Regions from separate parts of the Homo sapiens genome. Here region 1 is linked to region 2. A link is an interaction called in ENCODE POLR2A ChIA-PET data of the cell type or tissue named here. Cell type or tissue: HCT116. All regions are shown on one strand. Links, peaks and the distances in the headings refer to the core of each region. The heading gives the core; the rest is flanking DNA. Region 1 has its middle 8.8 kb from the start of AFF4-DT. Region 2 overlaps HSPA4 (heat shock protein family A (Hsp70) member 4).

The links. Peaks named below come from ENCODE experiments on the same cell type or tissue, not always from the same donor. Only the 100,000 strongest peaks of a DNase experiment are listed, where the experiment ranks them.
Region 1: POLR2A ChIA-PET joins it to region 2 with 5 read pairs; 31 of 35 experiments call an interaction of 5 or more read pairs at or near these places.

The regions. Positions count from the first base shown.
Region 1 is chr5:132,967,902-132,977,414 of GRCh38, reverse strand. No RefSeq gene overlaps it. Among named protein-coding and RNA genes, the nearest start is that of AFF4-DT, 8.8 kb to the right of the region's middle. In HCT116, for the core only: no CTCF peak of the experiment used is centred there; no DNase peak of the experiment used is centred there.
Region 2 is chr5:133,061,588-133,069,587 of GRCh38, reverse strand. It overlaps HSPA4 (heat shock protein family A (Hsp70) member 4), which reads right to left. Exons shown (of 19, transcript NM_002154.4): 2 at 4,551-4,608; 3 at 2,031-2,171. Among named protein-coding and RNA genes, the nearest start is that of HSPA4, 14 kb to the right of the region's middle. In HCT116, for the core only: no CTCF peak of the experiment used is centred there; no DNase peak of the experiment used is centred there; H3K27ac peaks cover 620 bases.

The DNA of each region.
Region 1 (9,513 bases), core at 758-8,757, 93 kb after region 2:
GGAGGTTGCAGTGAGCCAAGATCACACCATTGCATTCTAGCCTGGGTGACAGAGCAAGACTCTGTCTCCGAAAAAAAAAAAAAAGAATTCTTGTTCAATATCAACTACTTATAAATGAGAGGTGTTTATTTCTGGAGACTTTTCTTGTTTTTCATCTGTATGTCTTTGACTGTTAAAAAGGTGATGGATGTTAGCAAAACTGTTAAGTTGTTTATTCAATGAGCAATGTTAAGTTGGAAGTGACTGAAGAATTAGCTTCAAAGAGTAGTCTCTATGGAATAAGTACATGTGAGAATATTTTCAAAGAATTTGAAATTCAGTACAACCTGAAGTGGAATCTGCTAAGATGTGTTATAATTTATGGGGTTACCAATATTTGTGGGACAGAAGAAACTTAGCTGGGCAGATTCACTAAGCTTGTGACAATGTAAGATGTTTAAATCCTTGCAGGGGGCTGGGCACAGTGGCTCATGCCTGTAATTCCAGCACTTCGGGAGGCCAAGGCATGTGGATCACGAGGTCAGGAGATCGAGACTAGCTTGGCCAACATGGTGAAACCCCATCTCTACTGAAAATACAAAAATTATCTGGGTGTGGTGGCGTGCACCTGTGGTCCCAGCTACTCAGGAGGCTGAGGCAGGAGAATCTCTTGAACCCAGGAGGCAGAGGTTGCAGTGAGCTGAGATTGCACCACTGCACTCCAGCCAGGGTGACAGAGCAAGACTCCATCTCAAAAAAAAAAAAAACCCTTGCAGGAAATATTTGAATTTATCATGTGTTATTGAGCCAACAGTGTCAACAGTGAACTTTATTTGCTCTTCTGGACTTAATCATTATGAATTCCAGGATTTTTTTCAGTAATGAAGCTGAATATCTGACTTGATCTACTATACAGCAGTTTGATGGCTTAGCAGTTGTAACTTACTATTTTATTTAAGCTCAGGGCTGAGAAGGAAAATTTTTTTTTTTGAGATGGAATTTCACTTTTGTTGCCCAAGCTGGAGTGCGATGGCACAATCTCAGCTCACCGCAACCTCCACCTCCCGGGTTCAAGCAATTCTCCTGCCTCAGCCTCCTGAGTAGCTGGGAGTACAGGCATGCACCACCATGCCCAGCTAATTTTTTGTATTTTTAGTAGAGATGGGGTTTCTCCATGTAGGTCAGGCTGGTCTCGAACTCCCGACCTCAGGTGATCCACCTGCCTCGGCTTCCCAAAGTATTGGGATTATAGGCATGAGCTACGGTGCCCAGCTGAGAAGGAAATTTTTAAAACTTGTGGTAAAATACACATAACATTATACCATCCTAACAATTTTTAAGTGTACAGTTCAATGGTATTAAGTATATTGACAATGTTGTGAAACCATGGCCACCATTACCACCATCCATCTCTAGAACTTTTCATATTGCAAAACTCAAGCTCTATACCCATTAAATAATAATTCCTCATTACCTCCCTACTCCCAACCCCTAGGAACTGCCATTCTACTTTATGTCTTTGTGAATTCGACAGCTCTTGGTAACTTATGCAAGTGGAATCATATAGTATTTGTCTTTTTTGATTGTCTTATTTCATCTTGCATAATATCCTCAAGGTACATCCAAGTTTTAGCACTTGTCCTTCCTTTTTTTTTTTTTTTTTTTTTTTTGAGGCAGAGTCTCACTCTGTTGCCCAGGCTGGAGTGCACTGACATAATCTCGGCTCACTGCAAACTCTGCCTCTCAGGTTCAAGGGATTCTTCTGCCTCAGCCACCCAAGTAGCTGAGATTATAGGTATGTGCCAACACACCTGGCTAATTTTTGTATTTTTAGTAGAGATGGGGTTTCACCGTGTTGGCCAGGGTGGTCTCGAACTCCTAACTTCAAGTAATCTGCCTGCCTTAGCCTCCCAAAGTGCTGGGATTACAGGCGTGACCCACTGTGCCCAGCTGTTCTTCCTTTTGGAGTTTGAATAATATTTCATTGTATATACATCTATACCCCATTTTGCTTATCCATTCATTCATTGTTGAACAGTCAGTTGCTTTTACCTTTGGCTATGATGAATAATTCTGTGAGATGGAAATTCTTATGAATGAGAATTGCCCTCAACCAGTTTTATTGAATACTAAGTGGTTTTAGAGATTAGCTTTTGCTGAAGATGTGATAACGTTTCTTAATACATTCAACCTAAAATTATCAATTAAAATGGTATTGATATGTGAAACTCTTACTGTGATAAAGTCGTTTTGGGCAATACATAACGTTGTTTGAATCACAAGAAATGTCAGGTTGATTTAGGCACGTCCTATGGTGTCAATTTTTTTTTTTTTTTTTTTTGAGACAGAGTCTCACTGTTGCCCAGGCTGGATTGCAGTGGCATGATCTCAGCTCACTGAACCCTCCACCTTCCAAGTTCAAGCGATTCTCCTACCTGAGCCTCCAGAGTAGCTGGGACTACAGGTGAGCGCTACCACACCTGGCTAATTTTTGTATTTTTAAAAGAGACAGGGTTTCACCATGTTGGCCAGGCTGGTCTGGAACTCCTGACCTCAGGTGATTTGCCCGCATTGGCCTACCAAAGTACTGGCATTACAGGTGTGAGCCACTGTGCCTGGCCTGGTGTCAAAGTTAAAAGAAGACCTGAGATGTCCATTATTGCACAAGTTTGCAGCATACATCTTTTCTGTGATTTGAACTACAGTGCCTACAGCATGTTTTGGCTCTCACGTATAAAGTAAATTTCTGTATTTCTTTTTCTTTTTTTTTTTTTTTTTGAGATGGAGTCTCACTCTGTCACCAGGCTGGAGTGCAGTGGCATGATCTCGGCTCACTGCAACCTCCACCTCCCTGGTTCAAGCGATTCTCCTGCCTCAGCCTCCTGAGCAGCTGGGACTACAGGTGCACGCCACCACACCCAGCTAATTTTTGTATTCTTAGTAGAGATGAGGTTTCACCATGTTGGCCAGACTGGTCTCGATCTCTTGGCCTCATGATCTGCCTGCCTCAGCCTCCCAAAGTGCTGGGATTACAGGTGTGAGCCACCATTCCCGGCTGGAAATTTCCATATTTCAAAATCAGTTTAAATGTACAATTGAGGATCTCCCATCTAATCTTCAATTGGAGGTGATTACTTTTCAATGTAATGATATGCTCAAAGGCATATATTAAGAGAACAGTCTAATACAATGTACTTATTTATTTTTTTTGAGACAGTTTCACTCTGTCACCCAGGCTGGAGTGCAGTGGCAAGATCTCAGCTTACTGCAACCTCCACTTCCTTGGTTCAAACGATTCTCCTGCCTCAGCCTCCTGAGTAGCTGGGATTACAGGTAAGCACTACCACGCCTGGCTAATTTTTGTATTTTTAATAGAGACGGGGTTTCACCATGTTGGCCAGGCTGGTGTCGAACCCCTGACCTCAAGTGATCTCCCCGCCTTGGCCTCCCAAAGTCCTGGGATTTAGGCATGAGGCACTGGGCCCAACCTCTAATAAAATTTTATAAATTTCTCTCCAGCAATGATTATTCTAAAATAATATCATATGACAGTGGATTGATAACATATTTAAGAGTACGTATCTGTGTGAAAAGATATTTTCTTTTTCTTCTCTTTCTTTTTTTGAGACAGAGACTCATTCTGTAGCCCAGGATGGAGTGCAATTGTGTGATCGATCTCTGCTCACCGCAACCTCCGACTCCCAGGCTCAAGCTATTCTCCTACCTCAGCCTCCCAAGTAGCTGGGATCACAGGCACGCACAACCATGCCCAGCTAATTTTTGTATTTTCAGTAGAGATGGGGTTTCACCATGTTGGCCAGGCTGCTCTCAAACTTCTGACCTCAAGTGATCCTCCTGCCTCGGCCTCCAACAGTGCTGAGTTTACAGGCGTGAGTCACTGCGTCTAGCCAAAATTGCTTTATTCTTATTAACAGGCCTGAAAACTTAACTACTATATTTTAAATTTTATCAATAAGCTAGGCATGGTGGCTCAACCCTGTAATCCCAGCTCTTAAGGAGGCAGAGGTAGGAGGACAGCTTGAGCCCAGGAGTTTGAAACCTGCCAGGGCAATATAGTGAGACTGTGTTTTCCACACACACACATAAAAAGTGTAAATGTTACCAATAAAATATTTATGGAAACTTTTATATTATTATGTAAGTACCTCGATGAAATCATTGATTTAGCCGGGTATGGTGGCTCACACCTGGAATCCCAGCACTTTGAGAGGCCAAGGTGGGTAGGTCTCTTGAGGTCGGGAGTTCAAGACCAGCCTGGCCAATTTGGTTAAACCAAATTGTATACTAAAAATACAAAAATTAGCTGGGTGTGGTGGCGGGTGCCTGTAATCTCAGCTACTTGGGTGGCTGAGGCAGGAAAATCACTTGAACCTGAGAGATGGAGGCTGCAGTGACCTGAGATTGCACCACTGCACTCCAGCCTGGGTGATAGAGTGAGATCCTATCTCAAAAAAAAAAAAAAAAAATCTTTGATTTTGCCACTTGACCTGCAAAGCCTAAAATATTTTACTATCTGTTTCTTACATAGAAAGTTTGCTAGGCCGGGCATGGTGGCTCACACCTGTAATCCCAGCACTTTGGGAGGCCAAGGCGGGTGGATCACTTGAGGTCAGGAGTTGGAGACCATCCTGGCCAACATGGTGAAACCCCGTGTCTACTAAAAATACAAAAAACATTAGCTGGTCGTGGTGGCATGTGCCTGCAATCCCACCTACTCGGGAGGCCAAGGCAGGAGAATAGCTTGAACCCGGGATGCAGAGGTTGCAGCAAGCTGAGATCGCACCACTGAACTCCAGCCTGGGCCACAGAGCAAGACTCCCTCTCAAAAAAAAAAAAAAAAAAAAAAAGACAAAGAAAAAGAATTCAGGGGAGTCCATCAATAGGGTAGAGTAAAAGCACGTTTATTACAGAAGAAACAAAAGAATGATACTCCATAGACAGAACAGTGACATGGGCCACTTGACTAAGTATACTTATAGTTATTTCTTGATCATATGCTAAATAAGGAGTGGATTATTCATGAGTTTTCCAGGAAAGGGGCAGGGATTTCCCAGAACTAAGCATTCCTCCCCCCTTTAGACCATATAGGGTAACTTCAGGACATTGCTATGGCATTTGTACACTATCATTGTGCTGGTGGGAGTGTCTTTAGCGTGCTAATGATTTATGATTAAGGAATAATGAGCAATGAGGACGATCAGAGGTCACTTTCATCACCATCTTGGTTTTGGTGGGTTTTAGCCAGCTTCGTTACTACAATCTGTTTTATCAGCAAGGTCTTTGTGACCTGTATCTTGTGCCGACCTCCTATCTCATCCTGTGACTAAGAATGCCTAACCTCCTGGGAATGCAGCCCAGTAGGTCTCAGCCTTGTTTCACCCAGCCCGTAGTCAAGATGGAGTCTCTCTGTTGGAACACCTCTAACAATTTCAGCAACTTTTCAAAATCGTGTTTGTATTAGTCTGTTTGTTTGTTTGTTTTTTCAGACAGAGTCTCACTCTATTGCACAGGCTGGAGTGCAATGGCGGGGTCTTGGCTGACTGCAACCTCTGCTTCCCAGGTTCAAGTGATTCTCCTGCCTCAGCCTCCCGAGTAGCTGGAATGACAGGCATTAGTCCGTTCTTGCACTGCCATAAAGAAATACCTGAGGCTGCGTAATTTATAAAGATAAGAGGTTTAATTGGCTCACAGTTATGCAGGTTGTACAAGAAGCATGATACTAGCATCTTCTCGGCTAATGGGGAGGCCTCAGGAAACTTACAATCATCGCGGAATGTGAAGAGGGACCACACACATCACGAGGCCAGAGTAGCAGCAAGAGAGCATAATGGGGGAGGTGCCACAAACTTTTTTTTTTTTTCTGAGACAGAGTCTCATTCTGTTGCCCAGGCTGGAATGCAGTGGCGTGAGCTTGGCTCACTGCAACCTCCGCCTCTTGAGTTGAAGCAAGTCTCCTGCCTTAGCCTCCCAAGTAGCTGAGACTACACGTGCAAACCACCGCACCAGGCTAATTTTTGTATTTTTGTAGAGATGGGGTTTTGCCATGTTGGCCAGGCTGGTCTCAAATTCCTGAACTCAATTGATCTGCCCACCTTGGCCTCCCAAAGTGCTAGGGTTACAGGCATGAGCCACCATGCCCAGCTGTGCCACACACTTTTAGTCAACCAGATCTTATGAGAACTCACTATCATGAGACCAGAACTAAGAGGATGGTGCTAAATTATTCATGAGAAACACCTCCATGATCCAATCACCTCACATCAGGCCCCACCTCCAACATTGGGAATTACAATTTTACTTGAGATTTGGGCGGGAACACAGATCCAAACCATATAAATGTTTAAAAGAACATCTAACTGCTCAGCTTTTCAATAGATGACTTCAAGTGACTTTATGCTCTGTGGTAGGCAGAATAATTCTTCCCCAAAGATGTTCATGTACTAATCCTTAGAACTTGTGAACCTGTGAATATACTAATATGCTTTTTTTTTTTTTGAGACAGGATCTCTCCCTGTCACCCAGCAGCAGGATCATGGATCATTGTAGCCTCCACCTCCCAGGCTCAATTTATCCTTCTACCTCAGCCTCCCAAGTACCTGGGATTGCAGGCGTGCACCACCACATCTGGCTAATTTTTCAATTTTTTAAGAGATGGGGTCTCACTGTGTTGCTCAGGCTGGTCTTGAACTCCTGGGCTCAAGTGATCCTCTTGCCTAAGCCTCCCAGTGTGCTGGGATTTCATGCATGAGCCAACCCACCCAACCTAATATGCTATTTTATTATTTATTTTATTTTATTTTGAGATGAAGTTTCACTCTTATCACCCAGGCTGGAGTGCAATGGTGCAATCTCAGCTCACTGCAACCCTCTGCCTCCCAAGTTCAAGTGATTCTCCTGCCTCAGCCTCCTGAGTAGTTGGGATTACAGGCACCCGACACCATGCCACCATGCCCTGCTAATTTTTGTATTTTTAGTAGAGATGGAGTCTCGCCACATTGGCCAGCCTGGTCTCGAATTCCTGACCTTGTGATCCACCTGCCTTGGCCTCCCAAAGTGCTGGGATTACAGGCATGAGCCACCGCGCCCGGCCCTAATATGCTATTTTATATGGCATAGGGGAATTGAGGTGGCAGATGAAATTAAGGTTGTTTATTTAGTTGACCTTAAAACAAGTAGATGAGATTCTGAATGATCTGAGTTGGCCCAAAATAATAAGAAGAAATATATATATATATGGTTTTTTTTTTTTTTTTTGAGATGGAGTCTCACTCTGTTGCCCAGGCTGGAATGCAGTGATGTGATCTTGGCTCACTGCAAGCTCCGCCTCCCAGGTTGACACCATTCTCCTGCCTCACCCTCCCGAGTAGCTGGGACTACAGGCACCTGCCACCACGCCTGGCTAATTTTTTTTTTTTTTTTGAGACAGAGTCTCGCTCAGTCACCCAAGCTGGAGTGCAGTGGCTCCATCTCCGCTCACCGCAAGCTCCGCTTCCTGGGTTCACGCCATTCTCCTGCCGAAGCCTCCCGAGTAGCTGGGACTATAGGCATGTGCTACCACGCCCGGCTAATTTTTTGCATTTTTAGTAGAGACAGGGTTTCACTGTGTTCGCCAGGATGGTCTCGATCTCCTGACCTCGTGATCCACCCGCCTCGGCCTTCCAAAGTGCTGAGATTACAGGTGTGAGCCACTGCGCCCAGCCAAATATATATTTTTATATATATAAAATAAATAATGGAGATGGAATAGAAAGTCAAAGTGATGTGATTTTAAAAGAACACAACCAGCCACTGCTTTCTTTGAAGACAGAGGAAAGGGTCACAAGCCAATGAATGAGGGCAGTCTCTAGAAGCTGGAAAAGGGAAGGACTCTCCCTTAGAGCTTGTAGAAAGCAACAGTCTTGCCAATACATTGTCTTAATCAAGTGAGACTGGTGTCAGACTTCTATTGACACAATTGTAAGATAACACATTTGTGGTGTTTGAAGCCCCTAAATTTGTGGTAATTCATTACTGCAGCAGTAGAAAACTAATACACTATCCCAGACTCTTTAAAACCCTTTTCTGGCCGGGTGCGGTGGTTCACGCCTATAATCCCAGCACTTTGGGAGGCTGAGGTAGGTGGATTACCCGAGGTCAGGAGTTTGAGACCAGTCTGGCCAACATGGCGAAACCCCGTCTCTACTAAAAATACAAAAATTAGCTGGGCGTGGTGGTGGGCGCCTGTAATCCCAGCTACTCAGGATGCTGAGGCCAGAGAATCACTTGAACCTGGGAGGCGGAGGTTGCAGTGAGCCGAGAGATCTCGCCACTGCACTCCAGCCTGGGTGACAAGAGCAGAACTCTGTCTCAAAAAAAACCTTTCCTTACTATGTCCACAAATCCCAATGTATCATGATTCTTACCCAGTTGTAATCAAGCCCCTTGAATTGAAAAACTCTCTTAAATCAGATCCCCAAACCTTATAAATATTCCAACTTTGCTTTCCCCCTTAAAGATGTTACTGAGACTGTGTTAAGGTAGTGATCTTTTTTATTGAAGTGAACAATAACTCAGTTTTGCTTTTTTTTTTCTTGAGACAGAGTCTCATTCTGTCACCCAGGCTGGAGTGCAATGGTGCAGTCTCGGCTCACTGCAACTTCCACCTCCCGGGTTCAAGCAATTCTCCTGCCTCAGCCTCCCAAGTAGCTGGGATTACAGGCGTCCGCCACCACGCCTGGCTAATTTTTTTGTATTTTTAGTAGAGACAGGGTTTCGCCAATGGGTTGTCTTGGTGGTATTTTGGGGGAGCTAGTATCTGACAATTGTCTTATCCATGTGCTTAGAACAATACCTGCTATATAGTAGATGTTTAATAAATATTTGATAAATAATGAATAAATTATCTGAGTTTCTAAAATAATATGGAATAATGTTTACGTAGCTGTAGTTGTGACTTGGTAGTTCCTATATCTAGATGTGATTTTCAGAAAATATTGGTGGAGATCATTTAAGGCCCAAATGAAACCTTGTACATGGATATTTATAGTAGCTTTATTCATAATTTTTATTTTATTTTATTTTTGGACTTCTACAATGACTTCTAATTGTTTTTTGTTAATGGAAACAACCCAAATGTTCTTCAACTGATTAATGGCTAAACAAGCTATGTTATATCCACACAATGGAATACTATTCAGTGATTAAAAAAAAAAAGAAAGTACTGATACATGAAAACAACAATGGATAAATTTCACAAGCATTATACCAAGTGAAAGAAGCCAGACTTGAAAGGCTATATACTGCATGATTCCATTTGTTTGATATTCTGGAAAAGGTAATGGTATAAGGACAAAAAGTAGATCTATGTTTTCCAGGAACTGGGGTTGAAATGAAGGGTTCATTACGAAGGGGCAAGAGGGAATATTTTGTGGTGATTGAAATGTTCTATATCTTGACTGTGGTGGTAGTTACACAACTGTATGCATTTGTCAGAACTCATAAAACTGTACATTATATACTTTTTTTTTTTTTTTG
Region 2 (8,000 bases), core at 1-8,000:
CACAATATATACTGGTTGAATTAAATAATAAAAGATGGGCTAGGTGCAGTGGCTCACACCTGTAGTCCCAGCATTTTGGGAGGCTGAGGCGGGCAAATCACTTGAGGTTAGGAGTTCAAGACCAGCGTGACCAAAATGGTGAAACCCCATCTCTACTAAAAACACAAAAAATTAGCTGGGCATGATGGTCCATGCCTGTAATCCCAGCTACTAGGGAGACTGAAGCATGAGAATTGCTTGAACCCAGGAGGCAGAGGTTGCAGTAAACCTACATCGTGCCACTGCACTCCAGCCTAGGTGACACAGTGATATTGTCTCAAAAAAAAAAAAAAATTTTAAATAAGTAACAATAATGAACAAAGCTTCAAGATAAAGCCCTATTCCAGATAAAAGTCTGCAAATGTGATAACAGTTACGAATTTTAAATATTGAAGGACTGCCTAAAACAATCCCAACCCATCCTACATGCCCATATTCCCAAATTACAATCCAGAATAGAACATGTTGCTCTCTTCTTTTAGCTGCTGCCCTAACTCAAGCTTGCGTGCCACCTTCTGACTCCCCAGCCCAACCACAATTTATTATGGTTTAGAATTGAACAGTTCTTACTTTATTGCATGATAAAGATGGGGAAATATCCCTCCTGGTGCCCTTTCTAAATTATCTCTTTCTTCCCTGCTATTTGCCTAATTCTGAGGTCAATTCCACCACTTTTAGACTTGCATCTACTTGTTTCCCAAATCTTCTTCCTAGTCTTTTTCTCCTTTGCTTCTTGCAATGCTTATGAATAAATCTGCCAATACCTATCCTATTTCTTTATTTCTTATTTCTAATAAGTATTGCACATTTCTTCACCTCCCTTTTTAACCCCTTTCTCTCTCCTGTGCTTCAGCTTCATCTTTTACTATCCCATTCAAACTGTCCTTAATTACCACAGATATTTTAAGAAAACCCAGTCATCATTCTTTAATTTTCAGAATTTTTCACTTCTAAATACAACTAAATTATCAGCTACACTGCAACAGCAGACTACCTTTTTCTCATGGTTCTCAACATCTCTTGGCTTTCCAGCCTGTTCTCCTGATTCTTGGCCTCCAAAACCAAATCTCTCCGTAATCTCACCTGCCTGGAAAGCCAATCACGCCCCCACCCCCCCTCATGGATTCCTCTTACTACCTCTGAGTGCAAGAAAGGCAAATGTGTCCACCCTATCCATCTCCCAGCCTCTTACCCTTTTTCTGTGATCAGTTCACTGCATACTTCACAGAGACTCCACTAGATGTACCAGAGATAAAGACCAAACTCACTTTTCCCCAAAAGAACATCTCTTTCTAAATTAAATCCTATCTCCAAGAGTATGTCCATCTATCTGCTAGTGACTTAAAACTGTGATTCCTACCAGGTGCGGTGGCTCACGCCTGTAATCCCAGCACTTTGGGAGGCTGAGGCAGGGGAATCACAAGGTCAGGAGTTCGAGACCAACCTGGCCAACACAGTGAAACCCCGTCTCTACTAAAGATGCAAAAAACTACCCAGGCATGGTGGCACGTGCCTGTAATCCCAGCTACTTGGTAGGCTGAGGCAGGAGAATCGCTGGAACCCAGGAGGCAGAGGTGGCAGTGAGCCAAGATCACACCATTGCCCACCAGCCTGGGTGACAAGGCGAGAGTCCATCTCAAAAAAAAAAAAAAAAAACTGTGATTGCTTTGCCTGCTCTTCCAGAAGTCATTCCCTAAAATCATGCTAAAAAGCCCACTGCATCAGTGAGCAAAACAAGCAGCAATGGCAGTATTAACTTCAAACCATCACTACCCAGGTCTCCAACCCATATTAAGAGCACCACTCATGGCTCCCAACCAACATCCAGATCATTCAAAAATTGTCAAATAGTCTTTACTAGAAAAAAGCTTTCCCTAAGCAACTGTAAGCATTTTCATTGCAATCTGACATCAGAAAAGTACAGATAGATATTGAACTGATAAAATATAATAATGCATTTTAATTAAAAGGCATTAACCTGACAACCTTACCTTTATACCTGTTAATCCTGTAGGCAACTGCACAATATCATATGCAAGGTTAGATTTTTCTGCCTCCACAAATGGATCAGAGAATGCTCGGCCATGGAATCTTTTAAATCCTTGGACTGTGTTCTTTGCATTAGAAATTACCTAAGAGAAAGAATATCAAAGAGTGGAAAGACTACTACTAATTTTTTTTTTATTTCAACAGCCTCAGATTAAATTAGCAACATTTTAACTTTATATAGAGTCTCCTTCTTGGTTTTGGTTTCTTCAGACCCTAAACTTTTCTAAATGGTGCCCACTAGCATGCGAAGTGAGGGAGGAGGGATTTGCATGGGTCTCAGAGTGGCAGGGCTAAAAATAGAGCCCTGCTCTTCCTATATCCCATGAAGTCAGGTCATTATACTTGCATAAGTATTTTCTGTTCTTAAACTTCTAATAAACATTTACATAAAATAACTTTTAGCCTTTAAAAATTGCCCATAGTTTATGGTTGAAAGTTTCCAGGAACCAACTCAGCAATACATAAATTGATTTAGAAATTCTAGTTAAGGCCGGGTGTCATGGCTCACGCCTGTAATCCCAGCACTTTGAAAGAAGCCAGGGCCTCATTTGAGGTCAGGAGCTCGAGACCAGCCTGACCAACATGGTGAAACGCTGTCTCTACTAAAAATACAAAAAATTAGCCAGGCATGGTGGTGCGCACCTGTAACCCCAGCTACTCAGGAGGCTGAGGCATGAGAATCATTTGAACCTGGGAGGTGGAGGTTGCGCTGACAGGGCCACTGCACTCTCAAAAACTGCACTCTCAAAAAAAAAAAAAAAAAGAAAAAAGAAAAGAAAAAAAATTCCAGTGAAACAAATTTCTCATAAAGGGGAAAAAAAAAATCATACTAAGTACACAAAAATGAACACAAAAGGATATTGGGAGAGTATTATTTGTAGTAGCAGACGCCTAGAAACAGCCTAAATGGTTAATAACAGGGAAATGCTTAAATTATGGGCTATTCATACAATGAAATATCAACAGGTAAAGTTTTCAGAAGGTGGTAAGACAAATGTCTATATGATTTTTGGATAATGGTTGAACAGGTGACTTACACTTTTTTATCTATGTTTTCTAATTCTTCTAGAATAAACTATCACAATTTATGAGGGGAAAATGCTGACAAAAATATTCAAAAAATTCCAGAATGACCTTCTGCTTAAGATTTACAGGCTGCTCCTCCCAATGCAGGAGATGTAGTAAGCTCCTGTATCAACTAGATGAAAGGGAACACACAGAAGTCCTTTTATGAAACAGATGAGGCCACCCAAATCATGCCTTCCTCGAGCAAGCTGCCAAACAGAAACTCTGTAACACAATAACTGTATCAACCTAGAACTGGGCAGCCAGTTTAGTATAGTAACTGTCTCTCAATCATGAAAAGCAGGTTTAAAAAACAGGAGCGATTTGCTCAAATTTTAGAAGGAAGAGATTTCAAAATGGCCCAATATTTTCTACCTGCTGTCTCCTAAAAGATCTCGAACACTGTGAAAATGAACTATAAAACATCCAACTTAATTAAAAACCAATTGGCCAAGCACCACTTTTTTAGGCTAATAAATTTTAGGCCCTGCCCCATTCAAAAACAGATTCACCCTATAGGGTTGCTCCAGGCTGAACCATAAGAAGGTCAAACATGCAACTCCTTAATTTTACAGATATCTCAGACACTTAGAATAACAGAACTCTTGGGGTTCTGCTGCTCTGGTTATTCAGAAACCAGCAACTACGTCAGGTTCCTGGTTTACAGAGTAAACTAAAAGCAAGTCCTTTAATGTATTTCTAGAGGTATGCTTTCCTTCCTTGAGAAACTTGTTTAACAAGATCAACACTTACCTTATATATGAGTAAGATGAAAGGCCCAACAAGACAGACTTAAGGAGCATGTAAAATATCAAGGAACAAGCAAGCCTTGCTTAACAAGATCTGGACAAAATACACCCTGGCAGTTTGCATTAAACAGATTATACTGCTAATGCTATTTTAAGGCCAGGTGCTTCTCACTGAAGCAGTGGTTCCTGGGTATCTGCAGGGGACTGATTCCAGGGCACTCCTTGAATTAGACCAAAATCCACAGATGCTCAAGTCCCTTAGACAAAATGACATAGTATTGGCCTATAACCTATGCACATCCTCCTGTATACCTGAAGTTGTCTCTAGATTACTTATAACACCTAATACAATGTAAATGCTATGTAAGTAGTTGTTACACTGGATTGTTTTCATTTGTATTTTTTATTGTTCCAGTGTTGTATTTTTTCCCAAAAATATTTTTGATCCACAGTTGTTTGAATCTACAGATGCAGAACCCATGGAATTCTGAGGGCTGACTGTACATGGGAACAGAGAAGAGGTCTGTATCTGCCAGTTGTATTCCCAAGGCCTACCAGTGTTAGGCACATAATGGGCATTCAACTACTTGCTGAACACATGGATGAAGAGGAGAAATAAGTCATTTTAGGAAAAAAATGAAACTTTACCTGGCTTTTAGCTGCTGCTCCAATTGAACGATTCTTAGGACCAAAAGAAATGCAAGCCCTAGAAGACAAAAAAAGCACTTAAGAATTAAATCTTACTACAATAATAAATCCAAAAGCATAGCAGGCAAGATCTGAGTATCAGCTAAAATGCCATATATTTTAATGGTACAAATCTATGATTTTGACCTTTCTATTGAGTAAATCTGTCCATGGAACAGGTTGCCTCTTACAACTGAGTCCTGTCATTTACATGCTGGAGCACAGATCTGATGTGATAACTACCTGTCTAGAATACTAGAGAGGTGGGCTAGACAGTCTCTACCATCCTCTAATTACTTTTCAAGTCTCCTGTTCAAAATCCCAGTATAAAATAATGTACCCTCACATCAATGTATCAATTAACATTTTTAAGACAGCTCACAACTTCACCAAGAATATAGTCTACAAACCCTGAAAACAACTCTCGCCCTATTAAATAAGTAAAAAAGTAATTTTTCTACAACTAGTTTCCAGGCACTCAATTTTTTTTTTTTTCCAAGAGTCTCACTCTGTTGCCTAGGCAGGACTGCAGTGGCCCTATCTCAGCTCACTGCAACCTCCGCCTCCCAGGTTCAAGTGATTTTCATGCCTCAGCCTCCCAAGTAGCTGGGATTACAGGCATGCACCATCACGCCCAGCTAATTTTTGTATTTTTAGTAGAGATGGAGTTTCACCATGTTGGTCAGGCTGGTATCGAACTCCTGACCTCAGATGATTCACCCACCTTGGACTCCCAAAATGCTGACGTTATAGGCGTGAGCCACCGCACCTGGCCAGGACTCAGAATTTCTGACAAGGAACTTTAACCCCACTTCTGAACATTCTTCTAAATCACCAATTCATACACAATCTCCTGATTTAATCCATTTACTGCTTCTTTTAGAAAGGCGAAACTGAAACCTGCTTGAAGGTTAAATAAAAACTCTGTGCTTACGCTTAAAAAGTGCAGTGGCTCACGCCTGTAATCCCAGCACTTTGGCGGGCTGAGGCAGGCGGATCACCTGAGGTCAGGAGTTCGAGACTAGCCAGGCCAACATGGTGAAACCCTGTCCCTACTAAAAATACAAAAAGTAGCTGGGCGTGGTGGCATGTGCCTGTAATCCCACCTACTCAAGAGGCTGAGGCAGGAGAATTGCTTGAACCAAGGAGTCGGAGGTTGCAGTGAGCCGAGATTGTGCCACTGCACTCCAGCCTGGCAACAGAGCAAGACCCTATCTCAAAAACAAAACAAACAAAAAAGGGCATTAATAAGTATAAGTAAATTTTGGCCGAGCGTGGTGGCTCATGCCTGTAATTCCAGCACTTTGGGGGGCCGAGGCGGGCAGATCACCTGAGGTCTGGAGTTCGAGACCAGCCACGCCCACATGATCAAACCCCGTCTCTACTAAAAATACAAAAAAATTAGCTGGGCATGGTGGCGGGCGCCTATAATCCCAGCTACTCAGGAGGCTGAGGCAGGAGAATCACTTGAACCTGGGAGACGGAGGTTGCAGTGAGCCAAGATCGCACCACTGCACTCCAGCCTGGGCAACAACAGCGAGACTCCGTCTCAAAAACAAAACAAAAAAAAGAGTAAATTTGGCTGGGCGCAGTGGCTCAAGCCTGTAATCCCAACGTTTTGGGAGGCCAAAGCAAGTGGATCATTTGAGTACAGGAATTCAAGACCAGCCTGGGCAGCATGGCGAAACCCTGTCTCTATAAAAAAAAAATACAAAAAAATTAGCTGGGCATGGTGGTGAGCACCTGTAATCCCAGCTATGGGGCAGTCACGGGGTGGGGGTGGCTGAGGCAGGAGGATCACCTGAACCCAGGAGCCTGAGGCTGCAGTAAGCTGTGATCATGCTATTGCACTCCAGCCTGGGGAAGAGAGCAAGCAAGACCCTGCCTTAAAAAAAAAAGATAGTAAATAAATTTATCCAGGGTCATGCAACCTGAAAGCAATGAAGTCAGGACTCTAGGTGATGTCTGAAGCTTTGACTCTCATCCTCCCTGAACTCCTAATTCTTCCAAGTCAACAGAGTAAATAAGAGCTCTGGAACCATACTGCCTTGGTCCAAATCTGACTAAATTAGATGAACTACTGATTTGGTAGAAACATAAACTTAAGAGCCCTGTGGAAACTGGCAGAATGCTGGGCCTCCCTGGGCTTCAGTGGTCCTTCACAACCAATGGCTAAGAACCCCTGTAAGCCAATCTCCCAGGGCAGCCACAGGAAGCCATGACTTCTATTAAATGACAGGAAGAACAAACATGGTACACCCTAGGACCTCATCAGAATTCCTCCAAATCCTAAGCTTTTGGGCCTAGAAAGTGCTGGGAGTAGCCCCTCAAAAGCAAAGGTGTCAAGCTCAGCCTTTCTGCAACTATGCCACCAATCACTAAAACAAATAAAATCTCTGTTTTAGACACTAGATGCAAATAAATAAAAAAAAATCCTCACTACCACGTAAATGTCTCTCCTCTCAAAGCCCATATTACCCTTTAGGAAATTGCCCAAGGCAATCTTACCCACTTCCTCCACCTCAAAAAGGCTGCCTAGCATAAGCCTAATAATTGGCACACCTCCATCTTTCTAAATACCACCAGATCTAAATTTCTAAGGTATATCCCACCATGACCCCAATCACAACATAACTAAAAGGCAATGTTACTCATCTTCCATTGTTTCCTGCAGCCCTTTTTCAAACCTTTATCTCCTCAAAATAATTACAATCCCCAACTTTCCTGCAAATCCTGCTGAAGGGTTAATTTCCTATTCTATGTCAGTAACTCTGAAACTGTCTTGCTTCTAATTACCTTCCAAACAAAACCAACTACCAACAAATAAAACCTATATTCCTTAATATGGAACCTAAGGCCTCTCCCAACCCAATCCCATTTTCCAGCTGTATTTCATCCACACAATCAACACAAGTTGAATAAAGTATCCCAATCTTCCTGCTTTGCTTATGTCACTTTTGACGTCTGAAATGCTTAGTACCTTCACGTATTCTCTAGAAATTCCACCTATTTTGTCTGTAAAGCCTTCTCAACCCACCCCAGCCCCCAAATAAAAAGTAATCGTTTACCGGGCACGGTGGCTCACGTCTGTAATCCCAGCACTTAGGGAGGCCAAGGCAGGCAGATCACCTGAGGTCAGGAGTTCAAGATCAGCCTGGCCAACATGGCGAAACTCTGTCTCTACTAAAAATACAAAACAAAAAACAAAAAAATTAGCCAGGCGTGGTGGCACACGCCTGTAGTCCCAGCTACTCGGGAGGCTGAGGCACCAGAATCGCTTGAACCCAGGATGTGGAGGTTGTAGTGAGCCAAGATCACGCCACTGCACTCCAGCCTGGGCAAGAGAGCAAGACTCAGTCGGGTGGTGGGGAGGGGTGGTAATCCTTTTTACCTCTTAAAACTGGACTTGGT